Regions from separate parts of the Homo sapiens genome. Here region 2 is linked to region 1. Evidence: read pairs that join two places in POLR2A ChIA-PET (ENCODE). Cell type or tissue: OCI-LY7. All regions are shown on one strand. Links, peaks and the distances in the headings refer to the core of each region. The heading gives the core; the rest is flanking DNA. Region 1 overlaps PTGES3 (prostaglandin E synthase 3). Region 2 holds the start of CNPY2-AS1 (CNPY2 antisense RNA 1).

Region 1 (8,334 bases), core at 234-8,233:
CCAAAAAAAAATAATAATAATAATGGGGAACAAGGAGTGAGATGATAGAAGTCATTTCAAAGTTTGAGAAGTTATATAGTATCCAAAAGCCATACACATTCCATTGATAGGTATGGTTATATAAGAAACTATATATATTTTTCTTTCCAATAATGTAAATTCGTTTTTCCAATAGCTACTAGGCTGCTAAGACAATATAGTTATGTTGCTTGGATACAGCTATGTCATCAAAGCAACTGCTAGTTACTCCTTTTGGCTTAAGAGCACAACAAAACTCCTCAGACACCAAGGGCACTATATACCAGGAAGGCTTGTGAACCTCTGTCCTAGCGAGTTATTTTATGTGGTAGTTTCCACTCTAAGATACAAAGGTGAAAGCTGTTCAAGGTAATGTTTTATGGAAAATGTAGCACTTTTTTTTTTTTTTTTGGGTGGTGCGGAGAAGGAGTCTCACTCTGTCGCCCAGGCTAGAGTGCAGTGGCGCTATCTGGCTTACTGCAACCTCTGCCTTTCATGTTCAAGCAATTCTCCCGCCTCAGCCATCCTAGTAGCTGGGATCACAGGTGTGCACCACCATGCCCAGCTAATTTTTACATTTTTAGTAGAGACGGGATTTCACCACGGTGGTTGGCCAGGCTGGTCTTGAACTCCTGACATCAGGTGACCTGCTCACCTCAGCCTCCCAAAGTGCTGAGATTACTGCCATAAGCCACCGCACTTAGCCAGCACTATTTTTTTTTTTTTTTTTTTTTTTTTTGAGTCGGAATCTCACTCTCTCACCCAGGCTGCAGTGCAGTGGCACGATCTCAGCTCACTGCAACCTCCACCACCGGGTTCAAGGATTCTTGTGCTTCAGCCTCCCAAGTAGCTGGGACTATAGGAGCGCGCCACCATGCCTGTCTAATTTTTGTATTTTTAGTAGCGATGGGGTTTCACCATGTTGTCCAGGCTGACTTCAAGTGATTTACCTGCCTTGGCCTCCCAAAGTGCTGGGATTATAGGCATGAACCACCACGCATACCCACTTAGCACTTTTCTATCAAGCAACTCTTGTGGCTTTCCACATTCCGTCTTTTGAGCACTCTTTTTTTAAAAAAATTACTTTCTTGCTTTGGTTTTAGACCCTGAAGCATTCTTCTTTTAACATCCCCAGGAGATAAAAGAATTTTTCTTTGTTCAAGAAAGACTCAAGGTCAAATATCACTCTCTCACTGCCTCCATAACAAATTTTAGACTCTCAGGACTCCATTATCATGTTGTCAAGTATGCAGAAGCTAGTTTAGATTATATAATAAAACAAACTGGAAGTACAGAGACATGGTTAGTTACTTTGCAATAAAAGGACCGCTGGAGAAATTATTGTCCCTTTTTGTGAAGTGAAAAAAAATAAGCCTTCTGTCAGAAATGCTGGGTTCCAATCCTATTTTGGCTTTTTTTTTTTTTTTGGGGGGGGAGACACAGCCTCTCTCTGTTGCCCAGGCTGTAGTGCAGTGGCGTGATCTCGGCTTACCGCAACCTCCACCTCCACCTCCCCCTCCCCCTCCCCCTCCCAGCCTCCCAAATAGCTGGTATTACAGGCATACGCCACCTCGCCTGGCTAATTTTGTATTTTTAGTAGAGACGGGGTTTCTCCACGTTGGTCAGACTGGTCTCAAACTCCCAGCCCCAGGTGATCCATCAGCCTTGGCCTCACAAAGTGCTGGGATCATGGGCTTGAGTCACTGCGCCTGGTCTGCAGTTTTTGTGTTGTGTTTTGAGACGGAGTTTCACGCTGTTGTCCAGGCTGGAGTGCAATGGCGTGGTCTGGGCTCACTGCAACCTCCACCTCCTTATTTCAAGCGATTCTCCTGCTGCAGCATCCTGAGTAGCTGGGATTACAGGTGCCCATCACCACACCCAGCTAATTTTTTGTATTTTTAGTAGAGATGGGGTTTCATAATGTTTGCCAGGCTGGTCTCTGAACTCCTGACCTTAGGTGATGCACCCATCTCAGCCTCCCAAAGTGCTGGAGATTACAGGCGTGAGCCACCGCACTCGGCCCTGTTTGTAGTTTTAATGTGTTAGCCAACTTGTATAAAGGGTCAGCCAGTAAATATTCAGCTTTGCAGGCCACAAATATCTCTTATCTCATTCACATTTTTTTTTTTTTTTTTTTTGGTCTCATTCTGTTGCCTAGGCTAGAGTGCAGTAGTGTGATCTTGGCTCACTGCAACTTCCGCCTCCTGTGTTTTTTTAAAAATATACATTTAAAAAATGTAGGAATCATTTTTGGTTCATGGCCTAACCACAGGTTTTGATAATTTAAATTTGTTTTATCTGGGACATGATCATATAGCTTGCTAAGGCTTTTTTTCTTTTTCTTTTTCTTTTTCTTTTTTGAGACAGAGTCTTGCTCTGTCACCCAGACTAGAGTGCAGTGGCGTGATCTTGGCTCGCTGCAACCTCTACCTCCTGGGTTCAACTGATTGGCCTGGCTCAGTCTCCCAAATAGCTGGGACTACAGGTACGTGCCACCACGCCCAGCTAATTTTTGCAATTTTAGTAGAGACGGGGTTTTACTATATTGGCCAGGCTGGTCTCGAACTCCTGACCTCGTGATCCGCCTGCCTCTGCCTCCCAAAGTGCTGGGATTACAGGTGTGAACCAGCACTTTTTTTTTTTTTTTTTTTTTTTGAGACCGAGTTTCACTCTTGTTGCCCAGGCTGGAGTGCAATGGCCTGATCTCGGCTCACCGTAACCTCCACTTCCCAGGTTCAAGCGATTCTCCTGACTCAGCCTCCTGAGTAGCTGAGATTACAGGCATGCACCACCACGCCTGGCGAATTTTTTTTTTTTTTTTTTTTTTTTTTTTTGAGATGGAGTCTTGCTCTGTTGCCCAGGCTGGGGTGCGGTGGCCTGATCTCAGCTCACTGCAAGCTCCGCCTCCTGGGTTCATGCCATTCTCCTGTCTCAGCCTCCCGAGTAGCTGGGACTACAGGCGCCTACCACCATGCCTGGCTAATTTTTTGTATTTTTAGTAGAGACAGGGTTTCATCGTGTTAGCCAGGATGGTCTCAATCTCCTGACATTGTGATCCTCCTGCCTCGGCCTCCCAAAGTGCTGGGATTATGGGCGTGAGCCACTGTGCCCGCCTGAATTTTTTGTAATTTTAGCAGAGACGAGTTTCTCCGTGTTGGTCAGGCTGGTCTCGAATTCTCGACCTCAGGTGATCCACCTGCCTCGCCTCCCAAAGTGCTGGGATTACAGGCGTGAGCCACCGCGCCTGGCCTGCTAAGGCTTTCATAAGAAAGTATCACACACTGGGTGGCTTAAACAGCAGAAATTTATTTCTTCACATTTCCACGAGGCTGAAAATCCAAGGCGAAGGTGTCAGCAGGATTAGTTTCTTCTGAGGCCTTTCCTTGGTTTGCAGATAGCTATCTTCTTTCTTCCCTCTGTGCTAATCTCTTTATATAGGAGGACAACAGTCATTGGATTAGGGTCTATCCTAAGACCTCATATTTACTTGTCATTTAAAGACACTTTCTCCAAATACAATCCCATTCTTAAGATGTACTGGGGGTTAGGACTTCAATGTATTAATTTTGAGGAAACTGATAAAATTCTAGATTGCTGAATTTGAGGAAAGGAGATTGATTCTCCTGGTTTCAGTGAACTTAATGTAAAAAGTGAAGCTCTGATGTACCAGTGTTTTTTGTTGTTGTTGTTTGTTTTGAGACAGAGTCTCTGTTGCCCAGGCTGGATTGCAGTGGCATGATCTCAGCTCACCGCAGCCTCCACCTCCCGGGTTCAAGTGATTCTTGTGCCTCAGTCCCATCCCTCAAGTATCTGGGACTACAGGCCTGCATCACCATGCCCAGCTAATTTTTTTTTTTTTTTTTTTTTTTTGAGACAGTCTCGCTCTGTTGCCAGGCTGGAGTGCAATGGCGCAATCTCGGCTCATTGCAACCTCCGCCTCCCAGGTTCAAGCGATGCTCCTGCCTCAGCCTCCCAAGTAGCTGAGATTACAGGCGCCTGCCACTGTGCCTGGCTAATTTTTGTATTTTAGTAGAGATGGGGTTTCACCATGTTGGTCAGGCTGGTCTCGAACTCCTGAGCTTAGGTGATCCACCCACCTCAGCCTCCCAAAGTGCTGGGATTACAGGCGTGAGCCACCGTACCCTGCTTTTTTTTTTTTTTTTTTTTTTTTTTTCCGTATTTGTATTTGTAGTAGAGTCGGGGTTTCGCTGTGCTGGCCAGGCTGGTCTCTAGCTCTCCTGGCCTCAAGTGACCCACCTGCCTTGGCCTCCCAAAGTGCTGGGATTACAGGTGTGAGCCACTGCACCCAGCCAAGTAACATAATTTTTGATAGGACTAGATAAACGGCTAACTCTACTAAGCATTGTTTGGTTTTTAAATCTTTCCTATTATGAAATTGGAATCATTCTGAAACTAAATCTTGTTAGACCCATAGGTTTTAACTTGGAATGTAGCTGTTAGGGTAAAAATGTAGTTTTTGTTTAAAATTGTAACAAACTGCCCTGAAATAATGCTATAATGGTGTCGAAGGTTAGTATGTGAATGTTTAGTTAATGAATTCCAGCTTGACTTTCCCTACTTTATCCTTTTGTAGGCAGCCTGCTTCTGCAAAGTGGTACGATCGAAGGGACTATGTCTTCATTGAATTTTGTGTTGAAGACAGTAAGGATGTTAATGTAAATTTTGAAAAATCCAAACTTACATTCAGGTAAGTTAAGCTTTTTATCCAATGATGTAAAATAGTCATTCACACAACTGAATAACTTTGACTGGCTTGTCTTTTCATTGAAGTTATTATTAATCTTTGTCTCTTTGAAGAGGCTTAATTCTTTCTTTATTATTTTATACAGTTGTCTCGGAGGAAGTGATAATTTTAAGCATTTAAATGAAATTGATCTTTTTCACTGTATTGATCCAAATGTAAGTAGTCTTTATGCTTTAATCCAAATTTTAGTTGTGAGGAAACAGACATACCAAGTATTCTTTTTAGCAATGAGCATTAGTTCTGTTTTTCTTAACAGTGAGGCAAACTATGTATATTTACATTTTGTAGAATATTTCCTCCAAAATTGGTTTCTGCATACTTTTTGTTTTTGCTATCACTGTTTGGGCTTAGAGTAGTATCCTTGAGGCTCGTCTCATCTTTTTTATTTGTTTTGTTTTTTTGTTTGTTTGGTTTTGTTCTTTGAGACTGCTGCAGTACAATGGAGCGATCCCGGCTCACTGCAACCTCTGCCTCGTAGGTTCCAGGGATTCTCCTGCCTCAGCCTCTGGAGCAGCTGGGATTACAGGCACATGCCACCATGCCTGGCTAATTTTTGTGTTTTTAGTAAAGACCATGTTGGTCAGGCTGGTCTCAAACTCCTGACCTCAGGTGTTCCACCTGCCTCGGCCTCCCAAAGTGCTGGGATTACAGGCATGAGCCACTGCGCCCGGCCAAGGCTTCCCTTATCTAAGAATAGAATCTTTAAACCATTCTGTGGTTATATCATTTTTAGTTAAAGTTTTTAAGGTTTTATTCTGTTTATCGTGTGCAGGAAAGAAAAAAATGGTACCAGGTTAAACTTTAAACTTTATTGTTGTGCAGATTATTTCAGTAGGAAATAGAAGGGAAAAAAAAATTTTTTTTTAAATGAAACTTAAAGGGGGTTGGGGCAGTTGGATAGTTTGAAGTTTTTAGTAGTCAAGGGCATGTTTCAGAGTCCAGAGAAAATTTAGGTAAAGAAATGAGAAAGGTGAGAAATGACAAGCTATTTTCTATCATGTAGTGATGCTGGAAAGATAAATGGTATGATGGTCCTTTTGTTTTTAGGATTCCAAGCATAAAAGAACGGACAGATCAATTTTATGTTGTTTACGAAAAGGAGAATCTGGCCAGTCATGGCCAAGGTTAACAAAAGAAAGGGCAAAGGTAGGTTTCATTTTCCTTTTTTGAAAAGTTTGATATTTTTATTTTAGGTAATAAAAGATGTACTTATTTGATGTAAGGAATATGGCTGTGTTTTTGTTTCACAGCTAAGTATAAAGCCTCATGTTCATGTTTTTTGTCTACTCAGTTTTAATACGAAGTGTGATCAGAATATCAGTTATTAACTGGTGTAGAATCTTTTGTACTTAAGAGACAGACTTTGCATAAATTACTCAGCTATCACATGGGAGGGGACAAAGCTTGGTGAAAAAATAATCAACTGAAAATAGTTCTTACTAGTAAATTTGTTTTCAAAAGGTATGTTTAACAATTTTCAGTGTTTTTTTTCCCCCAAAACAGGGTCTCTCTTTGTCACCCAGGCTGGAGTGCAGTGGCACGATCTTGGCTCACTGCAGCCTCAGTTTCCCAGGCTCCAAGTGATCCTCCCTCCTCAGTCCCCCAAGTAGCTGGGACTGTAGGGGCATGCCACAACACCTGGCTAATTTTTGTATTTTTTGTAGAAAGGGGTATCACAGTGTTGCCCAGCTTGGTCTTGAACTTCTGGGCTCAAGCAGTCTCCCCACCTCAGCCTCCCAAAGTGCTGGGACTACAGGCATGAGCCACGACACCAGCCTAGTCTTTTTTTTTAGGTAGTCTCATGCCACTCATGCCAGAGTGCACTGGTGTGAACATGGCTCACTGTAGCCTCCACCTGGGCTTAAGCGATCCTCCCACCCACCTCACCTCTCCAAATAGCTAGGATTGTAGGAATGTGCCACCACGCCCAGGAAATTTGTTTTTTTGTTTTTTCCCCAGATACAGGATCCACTATTGCTCAGGCTGTCTCGAACTCCTGAAGGATTACACAACTAGTCTTTCCACCTTGGCCACCCAAAGTGTTGGGGTTACAGGTGTGAGCCACCTCATTTAGCTTAGTCTATTCTTTGTGTGCTAATTACATGCCCTCCTAAAAATACAAAGTCACAGTTCAAAAAATATTGTTTTGCCAGGCACCAGTAGCATGTGCCTGTTGTAGTTAAAAGCTACTCTGGAGGGTGAAGTGGGAGAAATACTTGCGCCCAAGTCTGGGTTGCATTGCCATATGTCAGGTAACCACGCTAAGTTAACATCAGTACGGTGTTGTCCCAGGAAGCGGGGACCACCAGGTTGCCTGAAGAGGGTAAACAAGACCCTTGGTCAGAAACGGAGCTGGTCAAAACTCACATATTGATCAATAGTGGGATTGCACCTGTGAATGCTTGCTGCACTCCAGCCTGGGCAACATAGCAAGACCTGGTCTCTTTAGAAGAAAAGAAAACGTAGTCTTAAGGTTCATGCCAAATGCAAATTAGCCTAATCTTAGGGTGATATTTGTATTGATTTATAGCTTAATTGGCTTAGTGTCGACTTCAATAATTGGAAAGACTGGGAAGATGATTCAGATGAAGACATGTCTAATTTTGATCGTTTCTCTGAGGTAAGTTCCTTTAAATGGACCTCTCCCCATTCGAAGCACACGGTACCTGTCTATGTAGTCAATTTAATATGGTTTTGGGCACCTAATGGTATTCATGATGCATGTTATTTTATTTTTAAGACCATTTTGCAGTCATAGTAAATAGATGTTAACAATGGCAATTTTAATCCTGAAGTTGAACCATTTTAATGATTTTAAAAGGAATTAGTGTTAGCTACAAAAGTTACAAAAGTTAATGCATTAAGACAAACTAACACAGCTAGTTTGCTAATTTCATCATTGGGACTTTTTTTTTTTTTTTTTTTAAAGCATGATTGCAGTAGTTGACTTGGATTTTGAAGTCATAAAATAAGACTATAAACTTTTGGCCGGGCACGGTGCTCACACCTGTAATCCCAGCACTTTGGGAGGCCAAGGCTGGCAGATCACGAGGTCAGGAGATCTAGATCATACGGGCCAACTTGGTGAAACCTCATCTCTACTAAAATACAAAAAAAATTAGCTGGGCATGGTGGCGCGCACCTGTGGTCCCACCTACTCCTGAGGCTGAAACGGGAATTGCTTGAACGCTGGAGGCAGAGGATGCAGTGAGCCGAGATCGTGCCACTGGACTCCAGCCTGGCGAAAGAGCGGGACTCGGTCAAATAAATAAATAAATGCAGAACGATAAACTGTTAAACACAAGAATCATAGGCTGGGCGCGGTGGCTCACGCCTGTAATCCCAGCACTTTGGGAGGCTGAGATGGGCGGATCACCTGAGGTCAGGAGTTCAAGACCAGCCTGACCAACATGGTGAAACCCCGTCTCTACTAAAATACAAAAATTAGCCGGGTGCAGTGGCGGGCGCCTGTAATCTCAGCTACTCAGAAGGCTGAGGCAGGAGAATCGCGTGAACCCAGAAGGCGTGAACAAAATTAGCTGGGCGTAGTG
Region 2 (8,334 bases), core at 9-8,008, 360 kb after region 1:
GAATAAAAGGTCTTATCCTCATAATTAGGAAATTTTAATCGAAAACAACACACATGTACACAAAGGTGTATCTAATAAGCAATATATAAGGCAGTGTTAAGATTACAGTGCTAGCCTGGGCATCATGGCAAAACACCAACTCTACAAAAAAATGCAAAAGTTAGCAGTGCATGGTGGCATGTGCCTGTAGTGACAGCTGCTTGGAAGGCTGAGGTGGGAGGATCACTTGAGCCCAGGAGGTCGAGGCTGCAGTAAGCCGTGATTGTGCCACTGCACTCCAGCCTGGGAAACACAGCAAGACCCTGTCTCAAAAAAAAACCAAAACCCAGCACTTTGGGAGGCCAAGGCAGGCGGATCACCTGAGGTTAGAAGTTCGAGACCAGCCTGGCCAACATGGTGAAACTCCGTCTCTACTAAAAATACAAAAAAGTAGCCAGGCGTGGTGGCTCATGCCTATAGTCCCAGCTACTCAGGAGGCTGAGGCAGGAGAATCACTTGAACCCAGGAGGCAGAGGTTGCAGTGAGCCAAGATCGCACCACTGCACTCCAGTCTGGTTGACAAGAACAAAACTCTGTCTTGAAAAAAAAAAAAGGCCGGGCGCGGTGGCTCACGCCCGTAATGCCAGCACTTTGGGAGGCTGAGGTGGGCAGATCACAAGGTCAGGAGATCGAAACCATCCTGGCTAACATGGTGAAACCCCGTCTCTACTAAAAATACAAAAAATTAGCCGGGCGTGGTGGTGGGTGCCTGTAGTCCCAGCTACTCAGGAGGCTGAGACGAAAAGAATGGCGTGAACTCGGGAGGCAGAGCTTGCAGTGAGCTGAGATGGTGCCACTGCACTCTAGCCTGGGCGACACAGCGAGACTCCTCTCAAAAAAAAAAAAAGAAAAGAAAAAAGATTATGGTACTTTAATAGCTGTTGTTCACAGAGCCTACACTACATCTTTAATACTGTGCTTACTGAGGATATTAGTCTCAATTTAAACAAAATTATTATTATTTTTTTGAGATGGAGTTTAGGGCTTGTTGCCCAGGCTGGAGTGCAATGACACGATCTCGGCTCACCGCAACCTCTGCCTCCCGGGTTCAAGCGATTCTCCTGCCTCAGCCTCCCGAGTAGCTGGGATTACAGGCATGCACCACCACACCTGGATAATTTTGTATTTTTAGTAGAGACAGGGTTTCTCCATGTTGGTCAGGATGGTCTCGAACTCCTGACCTCAAGTGAGCCACCCTCCTCGGCCTCTCAAAGTGCTGGGATTACAGGCGTGAGCCACCACGCCCGGCCAAAAATAAAATATTAATGAACACATGGACACAGGGAGGGGAACGTCACACATCAGGTCCTGTTGGGGTGTTGGGGGCTAGGGGAGGGATAGCATTAGGAGAAATACCTAATGTAGATGACAGGTTGATGGGTGTAGCAAACCACCATGGCACATGTATACCTATGCAACAAACCTGCACGTTCTGCACATGTATCTCAGAACTTAAACTATAATTTAAAAAAAAATTATCTTCATCTATAGAAATTAGAAGTATAAGTTGATCAGGTTAATCAAAAAATTCTGTTTATAACTTGGAGCTAATGTTAACTGTCTTGTTTCTTAGAATTGTACAATGAGGTGCCGGGCACGGTGGTTCATGCCTGTAGTCCCAGCACTTTGGGAGGCTGAGGCGGGTGGATTACCTGAAGTTGGGAGTTTGAGACCAGCCTGACCAACATGGAGAAACCCCGTCTCTACTAAAAATACAAAATTAGCTGGGCGTGGTGGCACATGCCTGTAATCCCAACTACTCGGGAAGCTGAGGCAGGAGAATCACTTGAACCCGGGAGGTGGAGCTTGCGGTGAGCCGAGATCGCGCCATTGCACTCCAGCCTGGGCAACAAGAGTGAAACTCCATCTCAAAAAAAAAAAGAAAAAAAAAAAGAATTGTACAATGAGGTAAAATAAAATCATATAGTTGAAACTACTGCCAAGTACAGTGGCTCATACCTGTAATCCCAGCACTCTTGGAGGCCAAGGCAGGCAGATCACTTGAGCACAGGAGTTCGAGACCAGCCTGGGCAACATGGCAAGACCCCGTCTCTACAAAAAAAATATAAAAAAGTAGCTGGGTGTGGTGGTGTGCATCTGTGTGAGGCTGAGATGGGAGGATCACCTAAGCCTGGGAGATCCAAGCTGTAGTGAGCCTCAGTCATCACACCACTGCACTCCAGCCTGGGCAACGGAGTGAGGCCTGTCTCAAAAAAAAAAAAAAAAAAAAAAAAAAGAAGTACTTTGAAACTATCAAGTAAACCATATTAATTTAAAACCAGGCCGGGCGCGGTGGCTCATGCCTGTAATCCCAGCACCTGGGGAGGCCAAGGTGGGCGGATCACTAGGTCAGGAGATCGAGACCATCCTGGCTAGCACGGTGAAACCCGTCTCTACTAAAAATACAAAAAATTAGCTGGGCGTGGTGGTGGGCGCCTGTAGTCCCAGCTACCCGGGAGGCTGAGGCAGGAGAATGGTGTGAACCCTGGAGGCGGAGCTTGCACTGAGCCAAGATAGTGCCACTGCGTCCGGCCTGGGCGAAAGAGTGAGACTCCGTCTCAAAAAAATAAATAAATAAATAAAATAAAATAAATGAAAACCACACTAGGCCAGGCACAGTGGCTCACGTCTGTAATCCCAGCACTTTGGGATGCCGAGGCAGGCAGATCACCTGAGGTCTGGAGTTTGAGACCAGCCCGACCAACACAGAGAAACCCCATCTCTACTAAAAATACAAAAGTTAGCTGGGTGTGGTGGTGCATGCCTGTAGTCCCAGCTACTCAGGAGGCTGAGGCAGGAGAATCACTTGAACCCAGGAGGCAGAGGTTGCAATAAGCCGAGATGGCGCCAATGCACTCCAGCCTGGGCAACAAGAGCAAAACCCCATCTCAAAAAACAAACAAACAAACAAAACTAATTAAAATCAATTAGGGAAAGCTTTTTAGAATAGGTTGTTGGAGCTAGATTTGGAAAGAAAAGTAAGGATATAAATTACTAATGTACAGAGGTAGAAGAGAGTGACCCAAGGCTGAGGACATTTCTAGGTGCCTTATGCCCGCTCAGAGGCCCACCTCACAGAGCTGCTGGAGGAGATATGTGACCGGATGAAGGAGTATGGGGAACAGATTGATCCTTCCACCCATCGCAAGAACTACGTACGTGTAGTGGGCCGGAATGGAGAATCCAGTGAACTGGACCTACAAGGCATCCGAATCGACTCAGATATTAGCGGCACCCTCAAGTTTGCGGTGAGCTATGGGAATCGGTAGCTGGTTCTTGGACATTAAGGGGTTGTTGGAGAACCAATTAGAAAGTTAGGCTGATATCCTTGTCCTCCTCTTTGGAAGTGAAGGCAAGAGGCCTCTTATTGCCCTGTGTCACCCATTTCTCCCTTGGGTTGGCAGTGTGAGAGCATTGTGGAGGAATACGAGGATGAACTCATTGAATTCTTTTCCCGAGAGGCTGACAATGTTAAAGACAAACTTTGCAGTAAGCGAACAGGTAAGCTGCCCCCACTTTATCTCCTGTTCTAGTAGCTCTGTGGAACCTGACATTCCCTAACTCACCCATACACCCCCATCCCAGAAACCTCTGGTATTAGGTCAAGAGCTGTCTTCCATTTCCCTTGGCTTAGGGACTTGGGGTGTTCCTCCACATTTTCTGTCAGCTTTCAGAATTTGTGTCCCCTTGACCCTGAGATACAGGTGAGAGGACAGTGGGGATGTTTTATCATTTATAAGCATATATTCTGCAGAATGGTGGTTGGTGTGTGTTTGTGTCAGCTTGGTCTGGGAAATTTTCTTGATACTGGCAGATATCAGTATGAGAATGGCATATTCCTTTAAATTGTTTGCCATTTGCAGATCTTTGTGACCATGCCCTGCACATATCGCATGATGAGCTATGAACCACTGGAGCAGCCCACACTGGCTTGATGGATCACCCCCAGGAGGGGAAAATGGTGGCAATGCCTTTTATATATTATGTTTTTACTGAAATTAACTGAAAAAATATGAAACCAAAAGTACAAACTGTGTTGTCTTTTCATGCCTGGAATTGCCCTTACATTAAGCTTGAAGATAAGGAGTTATATAGACAGGAAAGATAATGGAGGAGAAAGAAGAGTTTTGGGATTGATACAGGATAAAGGTAGGAGAGGCCTGAACCTTTAATTCTTCTACCTTCTGAGATTCCACTCCACTCATAAACTAGATAAGCTTTCAGTCAGTGCCCACTCAATACCACGTCTTTAGAGTCTAATTGTGGAGAATAGAGGAACCTCCATGAGGAAGCAGGGGAACATAGTGTATGGTAGTGTAGAATTCTAGAAATCCCTTGTGTTCATGGCTGTTGAAACATAAAGTAAGACAGGGCTTGGTCTTGAAGGAAATAACGGATATGCATTATTCTTCCTTCCCTGCCCATCCAGATGGAGGGACCAGCAAGAACAGAGACAGGAAGGGGAAAATGGATGTGACCAACTCAGCTGAAAAGTAAGGGCTTTATCGGATAGGGACAGACGAGGTAAGGAAGGTTGTTTAATGAGAGGCCTTGCTTGCCAGCCTAAGCTTTTAAATTTGATGCCAGTGGCAACAATAAAGTGTATCTATCACTAGCCATTGTCAATCTGGACTATAAGTCTGTCCACAATTCTGTGTGTAGAGATTCCAGACTGGGGCATAGGGATGAAAACCTAAAGGATACCTTCTTTTGGGAAATTCTTTTTTTCTTTTTTTTTCTGAGATGGAGTCCCGCTCTGTCGCCTAGGCTGGAGTACAGTGGCGCGATCTCGGCTCACTACAAGCTCTGCCTCCCAGGTTCACGCCATTATCCTGACTCAGCCTCCCGAGTAGCTGGGACTACAGGCGCCCGCCACCACACCGGCTAATTTTTTTTTTTTTTTTTTTGTGAGACAGAGTCTCGCTCTATCGCCCAGGCTGGAGTACAGTGGCGCGATCTCGGCTTACTGCAAGCTTCGCCTCCCGGGTTCACACCATTCTCCTGCCTCAGCCTCCCAAGTAGCTGGGACTATAGGCACCCGCCACCACGCCCGGCTAATTTTTTGTATTTTTAGTAGAGACGGGGTTTCACCATGTTAGCCAGGATGGTCTCGATCTCCTGACTTCGTGATCCGCCCGCCTTGGCCTCCCAAACTGCTGGGATTACAGGCGTGAGCCACCGCGCCCGGCCTGCACTGGCTAATTTTTTTGTATTTTTAGTAGAGGCAGGGTTTCACCGTGTTAGCCAGGATGGTCTCGATCTCCTGACCTCATGATCCGCCCGCCTTGGCCTCCCCAAATGCTGGGATTACTGGTGTGAGCCACCGCACCTGGCAGAAAATTCTTAAGCACTCTGAGCTTGAGGTATGGTTGTCTCAGGGTTTCAAATGGAATATCTCCGGTCCCAAGAACACCTCAAGGAGAGAAGACCTGAATAAACATTTCAAAGGTTTTAAAAATTACATCATTTTAGAATCTAAAGGAACCTTAGAGGTCGTCTGGTTCACCTCTGCCCATTTTATTGATGAAGAAGCTGAGGCCCAGAGAAGCCATAGAACTTTATGAAGTTCTGTATTTAATGGCAAAACTGGGTCTATAAGCTAACTTTCCCAAGTGCTGACCTGATCTAATATAGCTATAGAGTACCTTCTATTTTAAGTCTTTTTTCTCTAATAATACCTTGCACTAAGCCTGGCGCATAGAATGCATATATTCCACAAAGCTTTCTTGTACCAAAAATCCCTGTGAAATCTGACAAATTAACTAGAGCACAGAGCAAGCACTCTGATATTTGTTGTCAACTAATATCAGCCTGGTGTTAATTCCATCTTCTCCCATCATCCATAAGAAATGCTGTGTTCGCTCTAGTTTTCCAAACCAACTATTATAAAGCTTATTTTTTCTTCTATGATGCATATAAGTAATAATTACATTTTTTCATGTCCCTGAAAGTATACCCAAGGTGCTGTCCATTTCGTGCTTCGTGCCTAAAAATGCCTTTCTTTTCCATCAGAAAGCTTATCAGAAGTATAAATGAGAGTACTCTTCAAGCCAAATGCGGTGGCTCGTGCCCATAATCCCAACACTTTGGGAGGCCAAGGTGGAAGGATCATGATCACTCGAGTCCAGGAGTTTGAGACCAGCCTAGGCAATATAGTGAGACCCCATTGCTACAAAAAATACAAAAATTAGCCGGCATAATGGTGTGCACCTGTGGTTCCAGCGACTCTGGAGGCCAAGGTGGCAAGATCTCTCGAACCCAGGAGGCTGAGGCTGCACTGAGCTGTGATTGCACTACTGCACTCTAGCCTAGGCAACAGAGTGAGACCCTGTCTCAAATACAATAAAGAGAGTTCTCTTCTGGAAACTTAAAACTGTTTTAATTTAGAAAACAAATTATTCATAGTTTTAAATAAATAAATTTAATGTTAATCAGTAACAAGTTACTTGTGATGCACCTTTCTGGTTTGTCAAAGTACAGCTGTTAAGAACTCTCCAGCTGGAGAGACTTTGTCATTGGTACACAAAGGATATGTCCTATATAGGAAAGGGTGGATGTTACCTTCTAGGCTTGATTAAGGATACACTTTGTGGGGTTTTTTTGTTTTTTGTTTTTTTTTTCCTGAGGGAGAGTCTCGCTCTGTCGCCCAGGCTGAAGTGCAGTGGTGCAATCTCGGCTTACTGCAACCTCCACCTCCTGGTTCAAGTGATTTTCCTGACTCAGCCTCCCAAGTAGCTGGGATTACAAGCATGTGCCATCATGCCCAGCTAATTTTTGAGTTTTTTGTAGAGACAGTGTTTCACCATGTTGGCCAGGCTGGTCTCAAACTCCTGGCTTCAAGTAACCCGCCTGCCTCAGCCTCCCAAAGTGTTGGGATTACAGGCGTGAGCCACCGTGCCCAGCAGGAAGATACACTTTGTAAACCTCTTATTTTTTTTATTATTATCATTATTATTATTACTATCTTAGCGAGACAGGGGTCTTGCTCTGTTGCCCAGGCTGGAGTGAAATGGCATGATCATAACTCATTGCAGCCTCTAACTCCTGGCTTCAAGCAATCCTCCTGCCTTGGCCTCCTGAGTTTCTAGGATTACAGGCAAGCACCACCATGCCTGGCTTTGCACATGTTTTAATTCATATCACAAGGAATGCATGAATTTATCTGAACCCTCTGGAGGTTCATTATAATAAATTATAGCCCAGTATTTGGTAGAGCATATGCTCTTAACCTTGTAAATCTGATCAAGCTTCAGATGCCTTCTAACTTAGTTTATCAGTAAAATGTTAGAACTTAACAAACATTTCCGAAGACAGTGTTAAATGAGGTACAGATATAACAGGAAAGTTTATTATGTGAAAATTTAGTCCTTTAGAAATACGTTTTAGGGCTGGGCCCAGTGGATCATGCCTGTAATCCCAGCACTTGGGGATGCCGAGGTGGACAGATCAATTGAGGCCAGGAGTTCGAGACCAAGCCTGGGCAACATGCCAAAAACCCATCTCTACCAAAAATACAAAAATTAGCCAGGTGTAGTGGCATGCGCCTATAATCCCAGCTACTAGGGAGGCAGAGGTTACAGTGAAGATTGCGCCACTGCACTTCAGCCTGGGCAATAAAGTGCGACTCAAAAAAAGGTTTAGTCCAGATGCAGTGGCTCACACCTATAATCCCAACACTTTGGGAGGCTGAGGCAGGAGGATCTTTTGAGCCCAGGAGTTTGAGACCACCCTGGACAACATAGCAGGACCCTGTCTATGCAAAAAAATTAGCTGGGTATAGTGGCAGGCATCTGTAGTCCTAGCTACTCAGTAGGCTAAGGTGGGAGGACTGCTTGAGCCAGGGAGATCGAGATTGCAGTGAGTCATGATCTCGCCACTGCACTCCAGCCTGGGCAACAGAGCAAGACCCTGTCTCAAAAAAAAAAAAAAAAAAAGTGAAGTGGCATGATCTCGACTCACTGCAACCTCCACCTCCCAGGTTCAAGTGATTCTCCTGCCTCAGCCTCCCAAGTAGCTGGGACTACAGGTGCCTGCCACCATGCCCGGCTAATTTTTGTATTTTTAATAGAGGTGGGGTTTCACCATGTTGGCCAGACTGGTCTTGAACTCCTGATCTGAAATGATCCACCCACTTTGGCCTCCCGAAGTGCTGGGATTACAGGCATGAGCCACTGCCTGGCCGAAAAAAAAAAAAAAAAAACTTTTATAGGATTTTTTAACTTAAAAAGCATTCATAGGTACAATATTCCTTTAAATATAGGACAGGGGCCAGGTGCAGTGGTTCACGCCTGTAAT

The links. ChIA-PET counts read pairs that join two places held together with the same protein. Peaks named below come from ENCODE experiments on the same cell type or tissue, not always from the same donor. Only the 100,000 strongest peaks of a DNase experiment are listed, where the experiment ranks them.
Region 2: POLR2A ChIA-PET joins it to region 1 with 17 read pairs; 7 of 35 experiments call an interaction of 5 or more read pairs at or near these places.

The regions. Positions count from the first base shown.
Region 1 is chr12:56,669,344-56,677,677 of GRCh38, reverse strand. It overlaps PTGES3 (prostaglandin E synthase 3), which reads left to right. Exons shown (of 8, transcript NM_006601.7): 2 at 4,613-4,726; 3 at 4,869-4,938; 4 at 5,831-5,929; 5 at 7,314-7,403. It also overlaps the pseudogene RN7SL809P. Among named protein-coding and RNA genes, the nearest start is that of PTGES3, 15 kb to the left of the region's middle. In OCI-LY7, for the core only: no CTCF peak of the experiment used is centred there; no DNase peak of the experiment used is centred there.
Region 2 is chr12:56,306,164-56,314,497 of GRCh38, reverse strand. CNPY2 (canopy FGF signaling regulator 2) reads left to right here. Exons shown (of 6, transcript NM_014255.7): 4 at 3,084-3,287; 5 at 3,444-3,540; 6 at 3,903-4,654. The coding sequence ends at 3,946. It overlaps CNPY2-AS1 (CNPY2 antisense RNA 1), which reads right to left and starts at 3,084. Exons shown (of 2, transcript XR_002957416.2): 1 at 1,999-3,084. In OCI-LY7, for the core only: no CTCF peak of the experiment used is centred there; no DNase peak of the experiment used is centred there.